4 separate regions of the Homo sapiens genome follow, and all the other regions are linked to region 2. Evidence: chromatin contacts called from ENCODE Hi-C data. All regions are on one chromosome and are shown on one strand. The core of a region is the stretch at or near the end of the contact, and the rest is flanking DNA. Distances in the headings are between cores, read along the strand shown.

What was found. A loop is a pair of places that touch in the nucleus more often than their neighbours do. Pooled maps may share reads with other maps.
Region 1: a loop to region 2 is called in a map of CD8-positive, alpha-beta T cell, with 19 times the contacts of the local background. The contact joins the promoter of LRIG1 here to the promoter of LINC02018 in region 2. A Hi-C loop is called at or near these places in 2 of 168 maps with a recorded cell type or tissue (CD8-positive, alpha-beta T cell and naive thymus-derived CD4-positive, alpha-beta T cell) and 4 of 50 pooled maps.
Region 3: a loop to region 2 is called in a map of CD8-positive, alpha-beta T cell, with 22 times the contacts of the local background. The contact joins the promoter of SLC25A26 here to the promoter of LINC02018 in region 2. A Hi-C loop is called at or near these places in 3 of 168 maps with a recorded cell type or tissue (CD8-positive, alpha-beta T cell and naive thymus-derived CD4-positive, alpha-beta T cell) and 7 of 50 pooled maps.
Region 4: a map of CD4-positive, alpha-beta T cell shows a loop between it and region 2 (16-fold over the local background). The contact joins the promoter of ARL6IP5 here to the promoter of LINC02018 in region 2. A Hi-C loop is called at or near these places in 1 of 168 maps with a recorded cell type or tissue (CD4-positive, alpha-beta T cell), 1 of 37 single-sample maps with no recorded cell type and 7 of 50 pooled maps.

What each region holds. Positions count from the first base shown.
Region 1 is chr3:66,497,592-66,502,639 of GRCh38, reverse strand. It overlaps LRIG1 (leucine rich repeats and immunoglobulin like domains 1), which reads left to right and starts at 1,618. Exons shown (of 19, transcript NM_015541.3): 1 at 1,618-2,450. The coding sequence starts at 2,233. RefSeq lists silencers at 1,249-1,908, 1,929-2,068, 2,109-2,188, 2,209-2,418 and enhancers at 1,521-2,021, 2,022-2,522.
Region 2 is chr3:75,432,605-75,437,295 of GRCh38, reverse strand. It overlaps LINC02018 (long intergenic non-protein coding RNA 2018), which reads right to left and starts at 1,988. Exons shown (of 3, transcript NR_151705.1): 1 at 1,883-1,988. It also overlaps the pseudogene FAM86DP. RefSeq lists silencers at 1,275-1,704, 2,025-2,434 and enhancers at 1,775-1,954, 2,665-2,724, 4,124-4,418.
Region 3 is chr3:66,217,892-66,223,156 of GRCh38, reverse strand. It overlaps SLC25A26 (solute carrier family 25 member 26), which reads right to left and starts at 2,156. Exons shown (of 10, transcript NM_001379210.1): 1 at 2,030-2,156. The coding sequence starts at 2,062. RefSeq lists enhancers at 1,533-2,032, 2,154-2,213, 2,384-2,543.
Region 4 is chr3:69,081,324-69,086,186 of GRCh38, reverse strand. It overlaps ARL6IP5 (ARF like GTPase 6 interacting protein 5), which reads right to left and starts at 1,250. Exons shown (of 3, transcript NM_006407.4): 1 at 964-1,250. The coding sequence starts at 1,139. RefSeq lists enhancers at 1,170-1,479, 3,087-3,246, 4,051-4,110.

The DNA.
Region 1 (5,048 bases), core at 369-2,868, 8.9 Mb after region 2:
GGAATAAACCCTTTAATTTTTTTTTTTTTTTTGCCTTTTTTCCCTAAGGTTCAACTTCTCCTCTTTACCTCCCACCCCACCCCACTTCCATAAAACACAACTCAGATTTAATGTTCTGGAGCAAATGTTTTTCAACAGACTTGACCTGCTTAATCTTCCTGACAATGTGCGCAGTTATGTTAGTAATTTGCATACTCTTGGGAAGGGATATGAGACACTAGCAAACCAAAACGCCCAGAGGGCAGCTATATGTTACAGTGGTAATCTTTTTCTTTTTTTCTCAATGTGTGTATGTCTGCTTAATGTTACCACGTACTATCGTAACACACTACTACTATGGTCTGATCTTTAAGAGCAAAAGTTAGAAGCTTTGTTAACTATTATTTCTCCTTTAACTCTGTCTCTTACGAATACACAATGGCTTCTTGAAAATTATCTTAAAAAGACTCTGATTAAAACAAAAACCCAATGACAACAACAAAGCAACCCCTTTATCAAAGGCTGCAGCATTTCTAGAAGTACCCTTCAACTCACTAGCTGGGAAGGAGAGTGCACTTTTTTTTTTTTTTGAGACGGAGTTTCGCTCTGTCACCCAGGCTGGAATTCAGTGACAATTCAGTGACAAGTCTCTGCTCATTGCAGCCTCCGCCTCCGGGGTTCAAGCAGCTCTCCTGTCCCAGCCTCCCGTAGCTGGTATTACAGGTGTGCACCACCACACCTGGCTAATTTTTTTATTTTTCATTTTTAGTACAGACGGGGTTTTACCATGTTGGCCAGGCTGGTCTCGAATTCCTGACCTCAGGTGATCCGCCCGCCTTGGCCTGCCAAACTGCTGGGATTACAGGCGTGAGCCACCACTCCTGGCCGAGGGTGCACCTTTGAGACTAGGTTTCTGCAGCACACATTCATTTTAGTAATCAAGGACATATTGCTGGATTTAGGACGTGAAGAACAAGTCAGGAGCAGATGCTCCAGGCTGCTCGAGGAGGAAGGGGACCACGCCTAATGAAATAACCAAGGATGTCCCAGTCAGGAAGAAATGTGTTAAGTTTTAAACCTGTGTCTTCGCTTTTGGAAGGAACCTGGAAAACGGACGCGGGTTTGCTTCTAATCTGCAGTCCTGCTTGCAGCCTGAGGAGGACGTAAAAAGCCTTGGGGCCAGACAGCCCCAAAACGGGGGCGTTTTACCCTCTTAACTTTCTCTCCCCTTCTTGACGCAGAGGGCGTATCTTCACGCCTCCTTTCCCCAGCCCGCGTTCCCGTTCTCCAACAACAACCTGCGTGTCTCCTTTAAGAGGCGGGGGCCGTCCCTCCCTTTCTCCTCCCAGTCTCCCGCCCTTCACACCTTGGGTGGGAAAAGAGTGTGGGGGCGGGGTAGCCGGTGAAGCGGGAGGGGCGGGATCACAGCGAGCGCTCCAATGGCCCTCGAGGCTGGCCACGGTGGACTCCGGCAGCCAATGAGCAGCAGGCGGGGAGGCGTGGCGGGGCGCTGTTGCAAAGCATCCAACGTGGGCCAGCAGGCGGCCGCGGAGCGCGGAGCCTAGGGGGTGTGTGCGGGCGAGCGGCCGGGGGCGGGGCTTGGGGGACCGGCCGGGGCTGGGCCGCGGGGAGGCGAACAGCAAGCGGCTGATTGTTCGGCTGCGAGGTCGGCGGGACTCTTGCTGCGCGGAGGAGCCGTGCGGAACCCGAGGCTGCGCGCGCGCGCGCGCTCTCTGGCCGCGGCGTGGGGACAGCGAGGCGCACTGGGGCCTCCCAGCGCGGGGCCGGCCGCGCCGTCCAGCCCGAGGTCTACGGCTTTGCGCTCCGAGCCCAGAGGAAGATGCCTGCCGGCACCGAGCTCGGGCTGCGGGGCTGAACGCCTGTCTTCCAGGCGCAGCGGCAGCACTGCCCTCGGCCGGTGTCGGTAGCGGCACTCGGCGTGCCCCGGGCGGACGAAGAGCGCAGGCTGGGTACACCTTGCCCGAATCGGCGGAGTTCGCAGCTAGCGCGGGCGGGCCGGCCGGCCCGGATGGGCGCGGGGTTTGCGGCCCCCGCCGGGTGCTCCGGAGCGGCCCGGGCACCGGGGGCACGCTGAGTGCCGGAGCCGCGGCCGCAGAGAGAACTTGGGGCGGGGGCCATGCCCCGGTGCGGAGTCTAGAGCCGAGCGGAGCGCCCCGCGGGCCCGCCCGCGTCTGCGGCCGTTCGGGTCCTCACAGTCCCCGCGCCCGGAGTTCGCAGCGCGCTCCAGACAAGATGGCGCGGCCGGTCCGGGGAGGGCTCGGGGCCCCGCGCCGCTCGCCTTGCCTTCTCCTTCTCTGGCTGCTTTTGCTTCGGCTGGAGCCGGTGACCGCCGCGGCCGGCCCGCGGGCGCCCTGCGCGGCCGCCTGCACTTGCGCTGGGGACTCGCTGGACTGCGGTGGGCGCGGGCTGGCTGCGTTGCCCGGGGACCTGCCCTCCTGGACGCGGAGCCTGTGAGTGCCGCCCTTTCCGCCCTCTCTGCGCCCCGGGGCTCTGTCACTTGGGGATGGAGCGGCGGGGGTTCGTACTCAGGGAGGGGGTGCGGACTGGGTTGTGTGTGTGGAGTTGTGCGTGCTTGTGCGTGTTGGAAGACTGTCAGGTTGGAGTGGCGGAAGGGAGATTCTGCGTGGAGGTCCGGGGGAGTAGGCGTGCGAGAGAGCCTGGAGAAGAAGAGCGTGCCTCGTGGGGTCTGGAGACGAGCGAGCGTGGGTCGTAGAGATTTGGGGGTTAGCCAGCACGCGTCGTGCGGGCCATCTGGGGGTGAGTGAGTGGGAGTCTGGAGCTGAGTGTGTTTGCGGGTGGGTGGGTGGGAAACGTCTGGAGAAGAGTGTGAAGAAGTCTGTGGGGGTATGTGGGTGCGTTTCCTTTTCCTCTCCTGTAATCCAACTATTTGGTGTCTGAGCTCCTTGGTCTTCCAGTGGGTAATGAATGAAGGTGACTGTTGGGTCCAGTCTTTCGTTTACATTATTTATTAGTTGATAGTGTGTGTAGCCGTCTCCTGATCCCCGAAGACCGTGGTGGCCTGACTTGCCTCTCTGTGCGGGGCAGAAGGCAGTCTTCCCCCGAGGACCCCTGAGTTAGAGGGCTTTGACAGTTCCTGGCGACCTGTGAGTGCTGGGAGTTTGTCCTTTTACGCCTGTTTGGCATTTTACGGAACTGTGTTCCAGACCCTTCCTGTGTGTTCCCTGGGGCCCCATTGGGCTTGATGATCCAGTGGGGTGGGGCCCACCCTCAAGACTCTCTCCTCCATAAATGGTGCAAATGAGTTTTGGAGAAGTGCTGCTTCAGGAGAGGGTGCCAGGGGCTTGGCTGATTTAAGCTGTTTGTTTCACCCGAAAGAGGTTCTTTTCTGTGCTGTCAGGATGTGGGCTTATTAGGACTTAGTGGGACACTTCTTACAGGAGATTTGACAGGAAAAAAAAGGCATTAGACTTCTGTGTAAACATGGTAGAATAGAATAGTCTTCTTTTACTTCTAACAAATCTGGTGCATGAGTCAAATCCCGTTCAGTTATGGGTAATTAGCATCTCTGTAGAACCATTAGTACCTTTCCAGAAAAGGCCTAGCTTAAATAGTCCGCATTTCGGTTGAATAATTGGACATTTTTCCTAGAACATAGGAAAGGCACAGCAGTAACCTTAGGCATGACTATGGCTGTTTTAAAAAGAGAAAACTGGTGTCACAAGTTGTAACCAGCACCTGTGGCTTGATCGAAGAAAATGTGGCCTGTGTTCTGACTACCGTGAAGGGAAGAAAAGTTAATTCCTTTTAAATGTAAAGATCCTGTACCTCTCAAAATGGGGCACGAATCTTTAACTTGGCCCGAGACACTGCTCCATGAACAAGTACTACAGAGTTCTGAAGACAACCAGGAACCCTTTAGTTACAGTTAGGTTTTCAATATCTACTTCTTCTGTGGAATTTACTGAGTTAGTGAAAATCAGTGGTCGTAGGGTGGAGGCAGAGCTTTTGTGAAGTACTGGGAGATAGAGCCCAGTATTGTCCTTAGGTAGTCTCTTATTTAGTCTGGGGTATTGTGATTTTTCCCTTACATACGGTAGTTTTTTTTTTTTTTTTTAAATAGAATCATGTGGGCAAAATCAGATTAACTTCTTAAGTGTTCACCTGTTGGAAGAGTGACTCCCAATGCCATGTGTCAGTGGCATTGTGGGGAAAGCACTTAGTTCCACAGAAGTAACTTCCCAGAGAGGGCAGGGTGTCCTCTTATTTGCACTTTCCTATGGTCACAAGATCCACTTTGCCTTGCCCTTTAATTTTTGGAGCAAAACATACTGGTTATTTCTTTAGGCTTTCTGTTGCCTAGGAGTGACATTTCACATGGCATAAATACCTTCAAAATTGAAGTCCTTCTCTTTTACTCACACATTTGATGATCGAGAAATACCAAAGTGGGTATTTTGAGCATCAGTAGACTTTAGTATACTGATTATGGTGTTGACTGATTCGATTTTAAGATATGAGCAGCATGATTTCTGGTTAGTATGTAGCAACACAGTATGCAGTGCAAAATGGCTATCCTTTGAAAAATATTTGTGAAGTTTTCTTATTTCTGATTAAGGACAAATCAAGCAAATGTGTTCTTTTTTTCTAGACTTCAGACTTCTGAATTTAAATCATTAGTCTCCGTGAGTCTTATTCTGGAATTTCCATAAGAGTATTTATATGGTTTGTATTCCTGGCTAAGATTCAGCAAGACTTTAGGGGAGAAAGTGTCTGTATATGATATAATGAAATATCTTGTAGTTTCACCAAGTTTACACGCTCTAAGCCCACGGTGTCTAGAAAATGCTTTGAGCTAGTTTATAAACCCATGAACTGGATTTACTGCAGCTAGTTCAAACAACTTCAGGCTGTGGGTTTGAGATAGCAGAGGACCTGTGGCTTTATGGGACCTTTTTTTTTTTTTTTTTTTTTTTTGTAAACAGTGCGTCTGATGTGGAAGTTGCTTCTAGGCCTGATATAAGAAAAATAAAACTTTTAAATAGTGAATGTAAATGCAGTGTGAATAGAAGAAACAGAATGGATAATGA
Region 2 (4,691 bases), core at 739-3,238:
GATTTATGAGTATAGCTAACCTGTTCCCATTGGTTTTCCTTGTCTCCTGCAGGCAGAGAGCTGATCAAAACAGCAAAAGCAAAGCAGTGCCCCTGGCCCAGTTCTGAAGCCAACCTTCCTTAATCACCCAGACCCATCCCTGGTTAGGACTTGCTGTGGATCCTCAGGTGACTCCATCTCAGGATAGAGGGACTGAGAGGGTGTATGCAACATCTCAGACACAGAAACCGTTGATTCTGTCTAAAAACACAGCAATAACCACATCCCATCCTCTTGATTTAAATGAAAGTGTTTGGGGGAATAAAAGATGAACCTTTTTTTTCTTTGTCAGATCTTGCGCTCATTTGGTTCTGGTGGGGAACAACAGCTATAAGAGAACAAGTGTATTCAATTCGAATTAATTCCCCTCTCTTATTCTCATAGCTGAGCAGGGCTCAAGTGCCTCTCATCTGAAAGAGGTAATAAGATTTTATCTGTCTCCTCATCTACCTTTTGCAAGTATACTTAACAAATTAGCTCTCGAGACTCTTCCAAATGGAGTTTTATGAGGAATTTGCTAAGGTAAACGTTTTAGACTTTGAACACAGTTCAGATTTCGGGGGCAGTACTGAAATCTGAACTGTGTTGCTAACTGCCCTGCCTTTCAACTCAAGACACAATAACTTTGAACTAAAATAATTATATTTTTGTTGTTTTCCACTCTGTCCCCACGTCTATATCACCACCACCCCCCCATCCCACCCCGCAGGAGCTAACTCCTCTTTCCTGTCCCTGCAAGATCAAAACTCCTCCTGCAAGCCCCGCTAGCTCTGTCTGCTCATCTTTGTGGCAGATATCGCTATTGTACTTTTATACTCATTTGTGTGATAAGTACTTCAATGTCCACTTCTTCCACGAGCCCCTGAGCCTCTGGAGGGCCCAGACCACACCTAGTCTTTCTCACCGTTACATCTCCCTTGTCAGGCACATGGTAGGTGCTTAATAAGTATTTGGTGAACGAATGGCTTGTTTGGAGACAGTCCAAAGGCTGGAGGACAGAGGGAAAGCTCCCTCCTTTCGGGCCCCAGACGGGTGGCGCTGATGGAGAGGTTAGGATAAGGCCTCCAGGACCGAAGCGTGCACCTGTAAGGCCCCTGCTAAAAAGACCTTCCTGAAGGCGGAGGTACTGCGAGAGTGTCTACGTTAGCCCAAGGCCTGACCCGACGATCCCAGGGACCCTCGCCCTAACTGGCCCCGCCTCCCGGGCCCCAAACCCAGACTCGGCCCCGCCCGAAGCTCCGGATCCTGGGGCCCGCCCCTGGCCCCGCGTCGGCCGACCGTGGGCTCGCTCCTGGGCGTGCCTCAAACCCTCCGCAGGTAACGCCTCCCAACTTGAGCCACATTCCGATCCCCTCCTCAAACCCCTCCCCGTTTCCCACACCCTGGATCCCTCGCTCCGTCTCGGCCCCGCCCCAAGCCCAGCTAGGTCTCGGCCCCTGAGCCCAGCCCCGACCGGCCTCCCAGTCCCTGGGTCCCTCCCGACACCGGCCCCTCCCTAAGCTCCGCCTCCCAGGGCCCGCCTCCTGAGCGCAGCTGGCAGCCCGGACTCGGCCCCGCCTCCTGGACCCTGGGCCCCTCCCCACGTCGGCCCGTCCAAAGCTCTGCCTCCCAGAGTCCGCGCACCGCCTGGCCATGTGCTACGACATAGTCAACCCCCCGCCCCGGCCCCGCCTCCTGAGCCCTTCTCTGGGTCTGGCCTTAGCCCCACCCTAAGACCTGTCTCCTGGGCTCTGCTCTGAGTCCCGCCTCCTGAACCCAATGGCGTTTATCCCCGCTCTAATGCTCGCCTCCAGGACTCTTATCCTGCCCACACGCAAGGCACCGCCTCCAGGACGCCACCAACCTGGACGCTTCTGAAGCCCAGCTTCCAGGATCGCCCTATCCTGACTCCGCCCCAGGACCCGCCAACCTGGACTCTACCCAGGACCTGCCCCAACGACGCTTATCCTGGCCCTACCCCAGGCCTCGCCCTCCTAACGCTCATCCTGGCCCCGCCCTACAGCCCGCCCCCAGGACGCTCCTCCTGACCCTACCCCCAGGCCCCGCCCCCTCTCTGCCGCCGCGCACTGCCCTGGGCCCACCCCCTCTTCAGTCCAGGCCCGGCTTCCGCCCGGTCTCCCGGCAACGCTGCGGCCCCGCCCACGTCATGGCGCCCGAGGAGAATGCGGGGACCGAACTCTTGCTGCAGAGTTTCGAGCGCCGCTTCCTGGCGGCGCGCACGCTGCGCTCCTTCCCCTGGCAGGGGGGCGGCGGGCGAGCGGAGAGGCCCGCGGGGCTCGCGGGAGTCCAGGGGCAGACGGGATGGGTCTCCGTGCTGAAACCCCCGGCGCTCCTGCCACGTGAGTTCCTGGGCTCTCCCCGGTCAGGGCCGCGAGACCCGGTCCCCGTCCCTGGGGCCTGGCCAGAGTCGCTCGCACCCCTCCTGCCCCGCGAGCTGGCGGCGGAAGATGAGGGCGTCTCCACCGCCTTGGGGGGGCAGACGCGTGCTCGGTGTGGGGTACAGTTCACGATCATTTTCACGACTTTTTAAAGGTAGTAATCGTTCTGGTCACTGGGACACAGCTGCCCTCGCCCATTCTAAAAAGTCAGCGCCCTCAGGCCCGCGGGTAACCACTTCATCCTGAGCACGGTGACCAGGTCACAGGCTGTCCCTCGTGCCTCAGTGTTCTCATCTGTATGTCGAGCACTGCACAGAATCGGATCATGCGCTGAGGCTTTCACGCCTGTGATGGAAGAGACAGAGAAGGGGGTGGCCTCTCCTCTCCCTGGGGACCTGCCATTCTCAGCACAGGCGCCTGGCAGGCAGCAGCCTCCCTTCTGCCAGCAGAGGGGCTTAATGCACCCCTCTCCATTTGTAATTCATGTGCAGTGAGCTCACTGGGATGAGTCAGTTCGGATATATATTCCTCCCTGGGTCTGCCCCATTTTATGGGGTGTTGCTTAATCATTTGCGTTATTCCATTGACATAAAATATTTAGCACTCAGAGATCAATTTTAGTCAGGAGAAATTTGTGCATTTTTAACCCAAAATAGAAACCTTCATAAAAGCATCATAGGTCTCCATTCAATATTGACTATAGTTGTTCACATGCCCACACTGAATGCTAACTTCGGCTCACCCTCAACACTGACGAGGTGGGTACTATTATTATCACTCACTTTTGACCAGAGAGATTGTTTGATTAGGGTGAAGTAGTTGAGAGTTCAGACCCAGGAGACAGCCTGCCTGCTTCGAATCCTGGCCCAACCCCTGGCCCTGTGTGACCTTGGGCAAGTGACTGCATCTCTCTGTGCTATTGTTTTCTTATTAATAAAATGGGGGATATAATGATACCTACCTCTTAGGGTTGTTGTCAGCGTTGAGTACAAAAGCCTGTGGATCAGTGCCTGGCTCATGGTAAATGCATGTCGGTGTTAGCTGGTGTTTTTATTCAGTCACAAAATGTTTAATAAATGCCTTCCATGAGCCAGGCACCATGGATCAGCAGTACCCATGATAGATGAGGCTCTGCTTGCATGGGAGAGCCAGAGAATAAACAAATAAATGAATAAACAAGAAAAGACCAGATGAGAGTGGCTTTAAAGCCAATAAAACAGGGAAATGGTGAATGGAGCAACTGGGGAGAAGAGTCACCAAGGTCGGGGAATCAGGGAAGCCTTCCCCAAAGAGGTGGTATTTGAACTGGGGCCTGAGTGGTGAGGCAGCCAGCCATGGGAAGGGCTTGGGGAACAGGATATGCAAAGGCCCTGTGGTGGAAACAAGCCAGCTATGGTTGAGGAAAAACAGCAAGGCAGCCAGTGTGGCTGGAGTGGAGTGAGCAGGGTGGGCCAGGGGTGAGGGAGAACAGGCCAGAGAGAGGGATTAGGACCAGGTCTTGTAGGGCCTTTTATGGCATGGAAGGAGCTCTGAAGCAATGAAGTGCCTTGCCGTGGGTCACATACCAGCCGAGACAGTTTGCCTAACTCAGGAGCCAAAGCTTGCTGCTGGGCTTGAGGCCCCTGTAAGAGGACAATGTAACCCAGGCTGGTATGAGCACATTCTGCATTTCTACTTAAACTCAGATGGCAAGCCCATCAAACCTTGTTGCCATGGCTGCCCTGGTAATTCCTGGCTGACCAGTGCAACCAGGGAGCTGGCCCATGACCCGGGTGGCCGCTAAGTAGCCATGACTAATGCGGCCAAGAGTCAGTCTTCTTCCTGTGACTCATCCAATTGCACCCAGCGACATCTGAAGGTCAGGCTTTCAGCCACTGTGGCTTCCACTTCCAACTGGCTCCACGTCCCCAGGGAGGGATCACATAGCGCTTTGCCAACACATTCTATTGCGTGTTTTAATGTTCCTGTGAATGCGCCCTTGAGATTTCTCTCTCTCCCGTCCACACAGAGCTTAGAAGCAAAGTTAAGAGACTCATCAGATTCTGAGCTGCTGCGGGATATTTTGCAGAAGGTAAGAATCCCAGAGTCCCTGGGACTCATGACCCTGCCTCCTGAATCTCTCCGGAAGACCTGAGAGAAGAACCATAGGTGTGCTTATACCCTTTAAAAACACCCCTGTTCAAAGAACAAAACCATTGAGTCAGCACTGCAGGTGGGTGTCAGCACCTCCGACAGCTCCTGCACTTTCGTTGTCTATCTAAGACTTAGACAAAG
Region 3 (5,265 bases), core at 907-3,406, 9.2 Mb after region 2:
TCAGTTCATTTCTTTCATAGCACTTATTCATTGCAACTGTTTTATCTGCTGGCCTTTCTTCCCTACTTGAAATGGGGTTATCTGCCACTGTATCTACAAAGCCTACCACAATACCCAGTGGGCAGAATAGATGGAAGAAAAATTGTGTGCTGAATGCATAAATAAAATGTTTTTCCTTTACCTGGAATGAAATCTAGTTTCTTGAAACTTCCACCTATTGATTCTAATTTTACCCTCTATAAATACATTGGGAAAAAAGTATACTTTACTGCATGTGTATCATACTTTAATTAAGTATATACTAAATCCATTCTTTTGTTAACTGCAGCACTCACCTGTGTTTTAGCAATTGCAACCTTTGCTGACTTCGGAGAGTATCAAGAAGCAGATAAGGGCACGACTCCCAGGTGACATCACCTGGGTTGGAATATGAGCTCCAATACTTACACAGACGAAATGGATCTCACTTGTGTGATTTTGAACTAGTTATCTAATCTCTTGGTATCCCACTTCCCTCATTTGGAAAATTAGGATAAGAGTTCAATTATTGTGAGAATTAAATGGGATAATGTATGTAAAGAGCTTACCCCAGTTCCTGGCACAGGAATGTTAGCTGACAAACTACTGCTGCTGTGTCACCAGCTAGACAGGAAAGCTCCTTAAAAGCGGTAACATTGGCCAGGCGCCGTGGCTCACGCCTGTAGTCCCAGCACTTTGGGAGGCCGAGGCGGGCGGGATCACGAGGTCAGGAGATCGAGACCATCCTGGCTAACACGGTGAAACCCCGTCTCCACTAAAAACCCAAAAAATTAGCTGGGCGTAGTGGCGGGCACCTGCAGTCCCAGCTACTCGGGAGGCTGAGGCAGGAGAATGGCGTGAACCCGAGAGGTGGAGCCTGCAGTGAGCCGAGATGGCGCCACCACACTCCAGCCTGGGCGAAGAGTGAGACTCCTTCTCAAAAAAAAAAAAAAAAATCAGTAACATTATTTCTTTATATTTCTAAGACCTACCTTATACAAGTTTCAACAAATCTAGATTTAAAGCTATCATCCTACAAGTCTGGCTAAGACATCCCTACTTCCATATATTCCCCTAACACCCTGAACCTAGCCCACCTGTTATTTATCCCAACAGTCATTTTACTATTTTGTCTCTAACACCTGACCCTTAGGAGCAGGTCTATCTTGTTCACCATGTTATCCTCAACACCTGCAACACCAAAATTCGATAATTAAGTGACTAAATCACTGTGGGCCTCCATTTTCCCTATGAAAATCATTTTAAAAATTATTTGTCTGTCTCTGCCCATTCCACACAATGAAAACGTAGGCAGCCAAACTCTGTTTTGTTAACTGCTGTATCTAGTATCCTCTACCAGACGCTCCAAAATATTTGGTAAAGGACTTTTTTTTCTGTTAATTCATGTTGATTCTCGTAGTTTTCTGCTACGGAATTAAATACTAAGCCTGTTTATTGACTCCGCAGCGTTCCCGATGAGCTATGTGTGCTCACCAATATTTCTCCAAAGCCTAGGCTTGGAGCAGAAATAGCAGATTATGTATTGAATGAACAGAAGGACATGTCATTTTCTAAGACTGAAAAGAGATGCAGCAAAATGAGAAACGTAGTATTGAATAGAAGGGCTGGGAGCGATGTGAGTAAGGTTTTTGTTGTTGTGTTACATACATTTCTTTAATTCCCAAGATCTCTAGAGTAGTTACACTATTTAATGAAAGAGTAGTTAACAGTGTATAATAGAAGCTCTTTTTTAAGTAAATGAGGGTGCAAAAGACAATGACTCACCTTCCTTCCCCCACCTGGCTCTTATGACCTGGCAGTACAGACATAGCCTTAACACCTGGCCCGCCGGTGGCCTGGGAGCCTCGTGCTCCCTCTCAGACCTGGCTGCCAGTAACCCGAGGACAGTCCAGCCCGCAAAACCGGAAGAAAACCAGTGCAGAGAACGCCCGCGGGCTCCAATGCCGGACGCCGGCACTCTGAGCAACCCACCCCACCGCCCCGCACTCACCACCAGCGCTGCCACGAACCCCGGCCGGTCCATGGTCGCTCAGACCTCGTCAAGGCTACAATCCAAGCCGGAGCAGAAGCGGATCACGTCCTCGCGCGCTGGGCGCCGCCATGTTTGAGGCGGGTCTGTCTTGAACTTCCGGGACCACGTGACGTAGAACCACAACAACTGCACGTGCAACGCGAGACACCTGGGCCTAGGGGAGGGCCAGAGAGGAGGGGCGGGGCCTCGGGGAGTGTGGTGGAGCTAAGTCTCGGCAAATCCCTTACCTCGGTTTCCTGCAGCAGCGTTGTGTGCAGCTAGACGGAGGAACTTTCGCGAGCAAAAGATCCGTGGCCGAGATCCAGGAGAGAGCAGCGGTAGAATGAGGCCGGCGTGATTCTGAACTGTAAACCCAGAAGAGGCGTGGCTGTGGCGGAGGGAGGAGTCGTGAGGGGTAGTACTAACCTCGGGAGGCGCGATTCGGGATCCTAATCGGATATTTCATTTTGGTTTATCTCTTAGTTTTGTCAAAAAATTTTATCTGAGTTTATATTAAATTAACTCATTATCAGAAGATTATTAAATAAAGATATAGAAAAATACATCAGAAGTTTCCTGACCGGAGTTAAAAATTAGCATCCTCCATTTCTCTTTACAGAGTTACTGCATTTAAAATTATTTGTTTGTTCAGTTATTTACCTGCTCATGTTGTTCGCTGTTGTACTCATGTGTACACCTCAAAGCACACGTTATTAAGTACTTAATAACATTTCTTGGAGTGGACCTGTCTTTATTAAACAAACAAATACCTTGTAAACTTCTGTATATATTAAGGGCCAACTACATCTCAGACGTGGTGCTAAGTGATTGACAGACATTTTTTCATTTAATCCTTTCACCAACCCTATGATGTCAGCAACACTAGTGTCCTCATTTTACAGAGGCTCCTGATGCTCCAACAAGTAACCGACTCAATGTGGCTACAGAGAACACAGCAGAGCAAGCACTGAAAATATACTTAATGCCCTCATCATCTTTCCTCAAAACCGTTATAATAACCTGAGCAGGCTCCTTGCCTGGCCTTTCTTCAATCCCTATTCTATAACACTGCTAGAATTATTCTTATAATTATTCTTATTCTCTTCTAGGTAAAATGATCTAGAAATGATACGCAGAATAGCTTTAGGTGTTAGATGGAATTCAAATTCTATCACCTGCTGGGTTTGGGGATAAGTTTTCCAAGATTAAGTTTTCTCCCCTGTAAAGTGGCGATAATGATAGTCACTTTGTCATGCGGTACTATTATATTAATAGATTAAATGAGATAATGCACTCAAGTTCTTAGCCTAGTTCCTGGCTCATAGAAAGTACTCTCTAAAGGTGATGGTAATGTTATTTCCCTGCTTACAACTCCCCTCTGCTGCCAATGGAGACAGTCCAGCTCCCTAGCATGGTATACACCTCTCAGCTGGTGTCTCCTGTCACTCTTCCCACTAGCCGGACTACACACAGACAGACTATACACTTCCAAGCCTCCTAATTTTGCCCATGTTGTTCTCTCTACCCAGAATACCTTTCCCTAAGCTGCCTGTAGGCCCTCTCAAAACATGCTAGTTCACTTTGTCAATGCCAGCAGAAGAATCTCTGTTGCTGCTATTAATGTCTTTCAAAGTCTCATGTGCTTTGGTCAGGCCTACCCAGGATAATCTCCATTTTTATTAACTCAAAGTCAACTGATTAGAGACCTTAATTATATCTGAAAAATTCCTTTTGCCATACGTGACAACATAATCATGGTGGTAATGTTCTGTCATACTCACAGGTCCTGCTCACAATCAGTGGGGTGATTATGCAAAACACATTAGGGGCCAGGAATCTTGAGGGCCACCTTAGAATCCTGCCTACTTCACATTCCTATAAACCCTCACCGGCAGCCTCCTCAAAGGCCATCAAGTTTCTATTAATAAGCTTTCACTGACATTTCCCTCACAGTCTTCCCACCTTTCACCTACTGCCTGGTGCCAATGGCACTCCCACAGTTTAGGAATTACAGTAGCGCCCACCTCCAAGTACCAAAATCTGTATTATTTGTCTATTTCTGCGTAACAAATTACCCCCAAAATTTAACAGACTAAAGCAACGATAAACTTCTATTACCTCACACAGTTTTCATACGTCAAGAATCAAGGAGTCATTTAGCTGGGTGTTTAAGACTCAGAAATTTTCATGACACTACAGTCAAGATGGTGGCCAGGGCCATATCATAAAACTTGATCATGACCGCAGGATCCAATTCCAAGATGGCTCACTCCCATAACTGGCAGATTAGTGCTAGCTATTGGCAGGTAGCCTTAATCCCTCATGGCATACATCTCTCCATAGTACTGCTTGAGTGTCTTCATGATATAGTAGCTGGTTGTTCCTAGAGTAAGTGGTCTGAAAGAGAACAAGACAGAAACTACAAAGTCTCTCATGACCTGTTCTCATAAATTACTCAGTTGTCATTCCAGCAATAGTCTATTGTTTACACAGGTAATCGACATTTATTATGGGGCTGGACTACCCAAAAGCCTAAATACCGGAAGATGAGGATCACTGGGTGCCATCTTGGAAACTGGTTACCACATCAGGGAAATGCCGGTGAACACCACAATGAGATATGAATACACTAGAACTCACTAGAGTGGCTAAAATTAAAAAGCCAAGTGTTGACAAGGATGAGAAGCAACTGGAAATCTCATACATTGCTGTTTCGAATTTTATATGGTACAACCATTATAAAATCCAATGCCACACTTAGGTATTTACCCGAGAGAACTAAACATTTATACAAATACTTTTACATTATATTTCAAAGCAGCTTTATCCATAATAGTCAAAAACTGAAAACAACCTGAATGTCTATCAACTGGTGGTATAAACATATTATGATACATCTTTATAATGGAACATCACTCAACAATAAACGGACATGAATTACTGATATATGAAACAACATGGATTAATCTGAAAGCATTATGCTATGTGAAAAAAAAAAGACCACATGTATTGTGATTCCACTTACGTGAAATTCTGGAAAAGACAAAATTATAGTGACAGAAAGTATATAAATGCTTTCCAGGCGGTGGAGGTAGAGGCAAAGTATTGACTATGAAGTGGGCACAAAACAATAGTTTGCAATGATGAAGATATTCTCTTGTTATTATTGTGGTAGTAGTCGCATGGGTGTGTACATTTACTAAAACGCATTGACT
Region 4 (4,863 bases), core at 1-2,500, 6.4 Mb after region 2:
TTTCTCCCAAGCCAGCTTGCTGCTTCTTCCCTCTACGTCTGCCCTGAAATAGAAATGTCAGACATTTAAGTGCAAGTGAGTCCTTTATAAAGTCTGAGGGTGGCTTTTTCTTTAAAGATGTGTAGGAGATAATCAGCAAGATTGAGAATATCACCACCCATCCTGCATAAGCGAGAGAAGCATTTCTTAAAGGGTGAACTAGAAGGAAAGGTGGTTTCTAGGAAAGCAGGTGTACATGCAGTCTCAACACAGGATACTTTGTTAAGTATCAGGTATTGAAAAGGCCTTCTGATACATTGAAACCTCAGGCTAGGAAGCGAAGACAGAGAAAGTGACCACGCCTGGCCACTGCTGGAAGAAAATGCCAGAAGGCCATCTTCCCACAGTCATGGCAGCCTTTACCCCACAATGGGAGATGCGCCACCAGGAGACACCCCCCCTTTTGATCCCAAGCTCAGCTTTACTGTACAGTGTGGCAGGCATTAGGCAGAGAAAGCAGCAAAGTGCGTCGCCACTTGGTTGCCCTTTTTACACTAGCCCGGGTCCACACCCTGCCGCCCCAGCCAGCTCCAGGGTAGGGTTACACCACTTTCCTTTTTCTTCTTATTTTTAAAAGACGAGGGCGCTACAAATATCTTTCCAGCAAGAGCCCGATCCTGGCACGCGGGCGGGGGCAGGGGGGTGGGGGAACTCTCATTTTTCTTCCCTGCGGCTGGCAAATTTTCCCCGTCCTCTTTCCCCTAGGGCCCCCCTCAAGTCTCAGCCCTTGGTGCAGAAAATGGGGCCCCAGGTTACTGCGGCCTCGCCCTGCAAACAAGTTTCCACTGGCTTGGCCGCTTGCAGAATTGCCAGGGCAGGCGCTGAGCGTGGTCAGAGAGCGTCTCTACATCCCGGGATCTTGCACCCCGAGGCCCCTCCGTGCTCGCCCCGGATCGGTGTCCCGGGTAGGGGGACCCCACTTACCCCACAATGGAAATCATCATGGCAGCCACCACCAGGTAGTTGGTCTGGTAATAGAGCAGGTTGCTCACTACGCGGTTGTTCCATTTGGAAATGTCCCTGAAGTCCGGCCGGGCAAAGCGATCGGAACCCGGGAAGAAATCGTCCCAGGCGCGGAGTGGGGCGATATTAACGTCCATGTTCTCAGCTTTGCGTTCTTCGCCTCCAGAATCTGGCGGCGGCGGCGGCGGCAACCGATCAGCTGAGCTGAGTTGGAGAGTTGACAGCGGCTCCGTCTCGGTCGGCTTTGCGGTTGGCAGACAGCAGAGCAAAGGAAATTGGGAGTGGGCGGGCGTGTTTGCTCCTCTTTACTTCTTCATTGGCTCTTGGTTGGGTACAGGAAAACAGGAACCTCCAGACAGAACAAGGGACTGAGTGCAGAATAGAGACGAAATGACAGAAAGCAACTAGCGGAAATCCCCTGTCTGAAGGGAGGTGGCAATGCCTTCTCTAGCAGCAGAGAAGCTGCCTCCTTCGAAATACCTTTTTTGAAGGTTTACCTAGGAGTGTGTTCTCTGACTTAGAGAAAAATTTTGGCAGCTGTGCAGATGCCAATCTAAGTGAAATGAAATGGAAGGCGACTACAGTGTTAATGGAGAATGAGCTGCTTTTGAAAACTAAGTCTTACTAACCTCTACACATCTGAATGCAATTCCCATGTTTTCTCTGTTTCACCATGAGTCACTATGTGTGAAATCAGATTGGCAAAACGGGAAAGAAGGTCATGTAGAACAGAAGGGCTGGTCTGTTTTTTTCACTTCTCTTCTTTGTTCTCCACCTCTGTTCTCTCTAGGCTAAATTGTTGGACTGCTATGCCATTCTGATAAAGTAGGCACTCTGGCCACTTCAGTCCTGAGCTGGGCATGTTGCTTACATTTTAAAGCAAACAGTTGTCTGCAGTGAACTAGTTGTTCTGCATCCAGCATTTTCTGGGCAGAAATATGCATTCCACTTCAAAAGTTTTCTTAGTTTTATTGCAATATTTGGTGACAGCTTTCACTGAGGGACCACAATATATTCATAGATAACGTGATGTTTTGTATCCCAGCCCAAAGACCTGGCAAAAGAAGTATTCGTTGTCAATTCTCTTCTAAGCTTCCAAGGGTCATCTTTTTTCAGTTAAGGGGCTGATTGGTACAATGCATGAGAAAAAAAGTAGTTTGTTTAATTGTATAATGTAATAGGTAGAATTCTAAGGTGAAGATTTCTAAGATAACAGAGTCTCTAAGCCCCTAAGTGGCTTAGACAAGGTGAATTCACTCTACTCAGATCACCAATTTTTGAAAACTTGGAAAGTAATGAAATATACTAATGCAAAGTCTAGAAAACATAATTTAATTTTCCTTATTAATTCAGAAGACAGTTAAGGAGCTTACAGCGACTCTAAGAAATTACTACTACTACTGTTGTTTAGGAAAATTTGGTGATTGCATGGAATTAGTGCTAAGATATATCTTATGTGCTGCTTTTTGAATAAAGTTTAAAATGTGAAAATATTCCTGAGTGCTCATGTTTTCTTGATTCTGGAAAAATGGGATGGTGTGAAGTCAGAGAAAGCAAAATTAGAGTCGCAGCTCCTTCCTCTCTGGCAGGTGACTTTGGAGAAACTACTTAATCTCTCCCAGCCTCGGTGTCTTCATGTGTAAAGTGGGGATAATGGAACATCTGCCATATAGACGAGGCTAAGTGAAGGAATGTATAGGAAATGCTTAGTGTATAATAAAGGTTCACAGTTATATGTTACTATTATTGTTATTAGCAATAGGATAGCCCACGATTCTTGTTTGCTATTAATAGTGCTTTAATCTGATTTGTTTTCTATGCTTTCATTATAAACATCTACTAACTTTTCTCTACCTTGCTCCAACTTTATTGTTGTGGATGTATCTGGGTAGGGGGAAAAGGTTGAGAATATTCAGTACAATGCCAGCAAGTATTTCGAGTTCTTTTGAGGCTCTGTGAAAGCACTGTGGGTTTTTTTTCTTTTCTTTTCTTTTTTTTTTTAAAGAGGAGAAAAATGTAATCCTGCTCTGCCTTCAAAACTTCTGCAATCCAGTGGAAACACTAGTTAAATATGAGACAGTAAGAGGAGTGCTAAATAGAGATGCACTGAGCCTCAGTGCTCAGTTACAGGAAGTCAGAGGGTGTGGAGGAATTCCCCAGGGCTTCAGAATGTCAAGAGGCAGCACTGTGGGCAAGCTGAGTAAATCATCTTGGTCAAGATGAGAGTGGGAACTCCAGTGGGGCCCCACACTGTTGGTGAGATTTATGAGTATTAGAAGCTGTAACTAAGAACTTTATCTTCCAACTGCTCAGAACTGCATGACCAAAAGCTGTCAAGAGTGTATTAGTAACAATATGATTACTCCTTGATCACAGGCAATTGATACCCAAGAAAGAATTAAACCTCTTTAGAGGTTTAAACATAAATAAATAAATTCTGAAAAGACAGAGAAAGCTGTTTATAGCATGATTCCCTTCTGTCTCCCTCCCAAAATGTTAACCCTGTCTCTCTCTTTGGGGTATGGGAGATTTTTTTTTTCTCTAAATATTTCTACCTTTGTTAAATTATTTTAAATAAAAATGAACATGTAATGAGTCATTACTTTTTTCCAGTAACTGTTTGAAATGCTATTAGTAGCAGCTCTTTGTTAGTGTTCATTCCGGGGAGGGAGGGGTCAGATTCACTGTAGAGGTCTTTCTGGAGCTTTAATTTATTATTATTTTTAGAGACAGGGTCTCACTATGTTGCCCAGGCTGGTTTTAAACTCCTGGGCTCAAACAGTCCTCCCACCTCAGCCTCCCAAGTAGCCGGGACTACAGGTGTGGGAAGCCGAGCCCTGCTTGATGGGGCTTTTATAATGGGACTGGTGTGTCTAGATAGGACCATTCAGACTATCTGTCTGTTTAAAAACCATAGCAGATAGTCTAATTGTTTATGATATGTTCCATTTGAAGTAAAATAAATCTGTTGAAGGTTTTGCTTGCATGTCTCTGTTGCTTTCATTCCTGGCAAGGGCAGATGGCTATTTCTAATCCGTCAATCAATCTAAGCCAGTGAGAGTGCCTGGTGTCGTTTATCAAAATACCACCATGGTGAGTCAGGCTGTTAGTCTCAAAGCAAGCAGATGCAGGGCCAGATACCTTTGCAGACTTCTTCATCGGCTAGCTGTACTCTATCCCTAGGCCTCAGTTTCCTCCCCTGTGAAATGGGTGAGACTGGACTAGGTGGCCTTTAAGGTGACTGCTGCTTTTCACTATCTGAGAGGGTTGCAATGCTCACTACCACTAATCAAAGGGTATCCAGTATTGTTGGGGGTTCAGGCTACAGGAGCCCATTTTGATAAGCACTGAGGTTAAATCCTCAGTGAAACCATCTGTGGAGTTGTCTGGGCAAGAAAAAGTAGTTTCATAGTTGACGCTGAGACATGTGATGCAGAAGGAGGCTGGTATCTCTTGATAGGGACTGTGAACTCTATTCCCACGCTCACTGCCTGGCATTGACTTTCAGCTCAGTGAATGCTATTGAACTGAACCTAATTGGGGGACCATAAAGGACAAGCTTTCCTTAAGGTTCACTGAAAACTAGGACAAGAGGAGGTTAAATATCACAGTGTAGTAACAGCAGCTACATTTACTGAGTACCCATCAGGCTTTATGTACTCCATTTCAGTGGCCCTCAAACTTTACCAGTGGAGAATCACCCCAGGCTTTGCAGAAGGCTGAAGGGTGGGGTGGCGGGGGGGCGGTGGGGAGCGTGGTGGGGGCGGTGAGGGGTGAAAATTTGTGTTAAAAAAAACTTCCCAAGTGATGTTGATCAGGAACTGTATTTTGAGAGCCACTCTGGATTTTACTTAATTATCA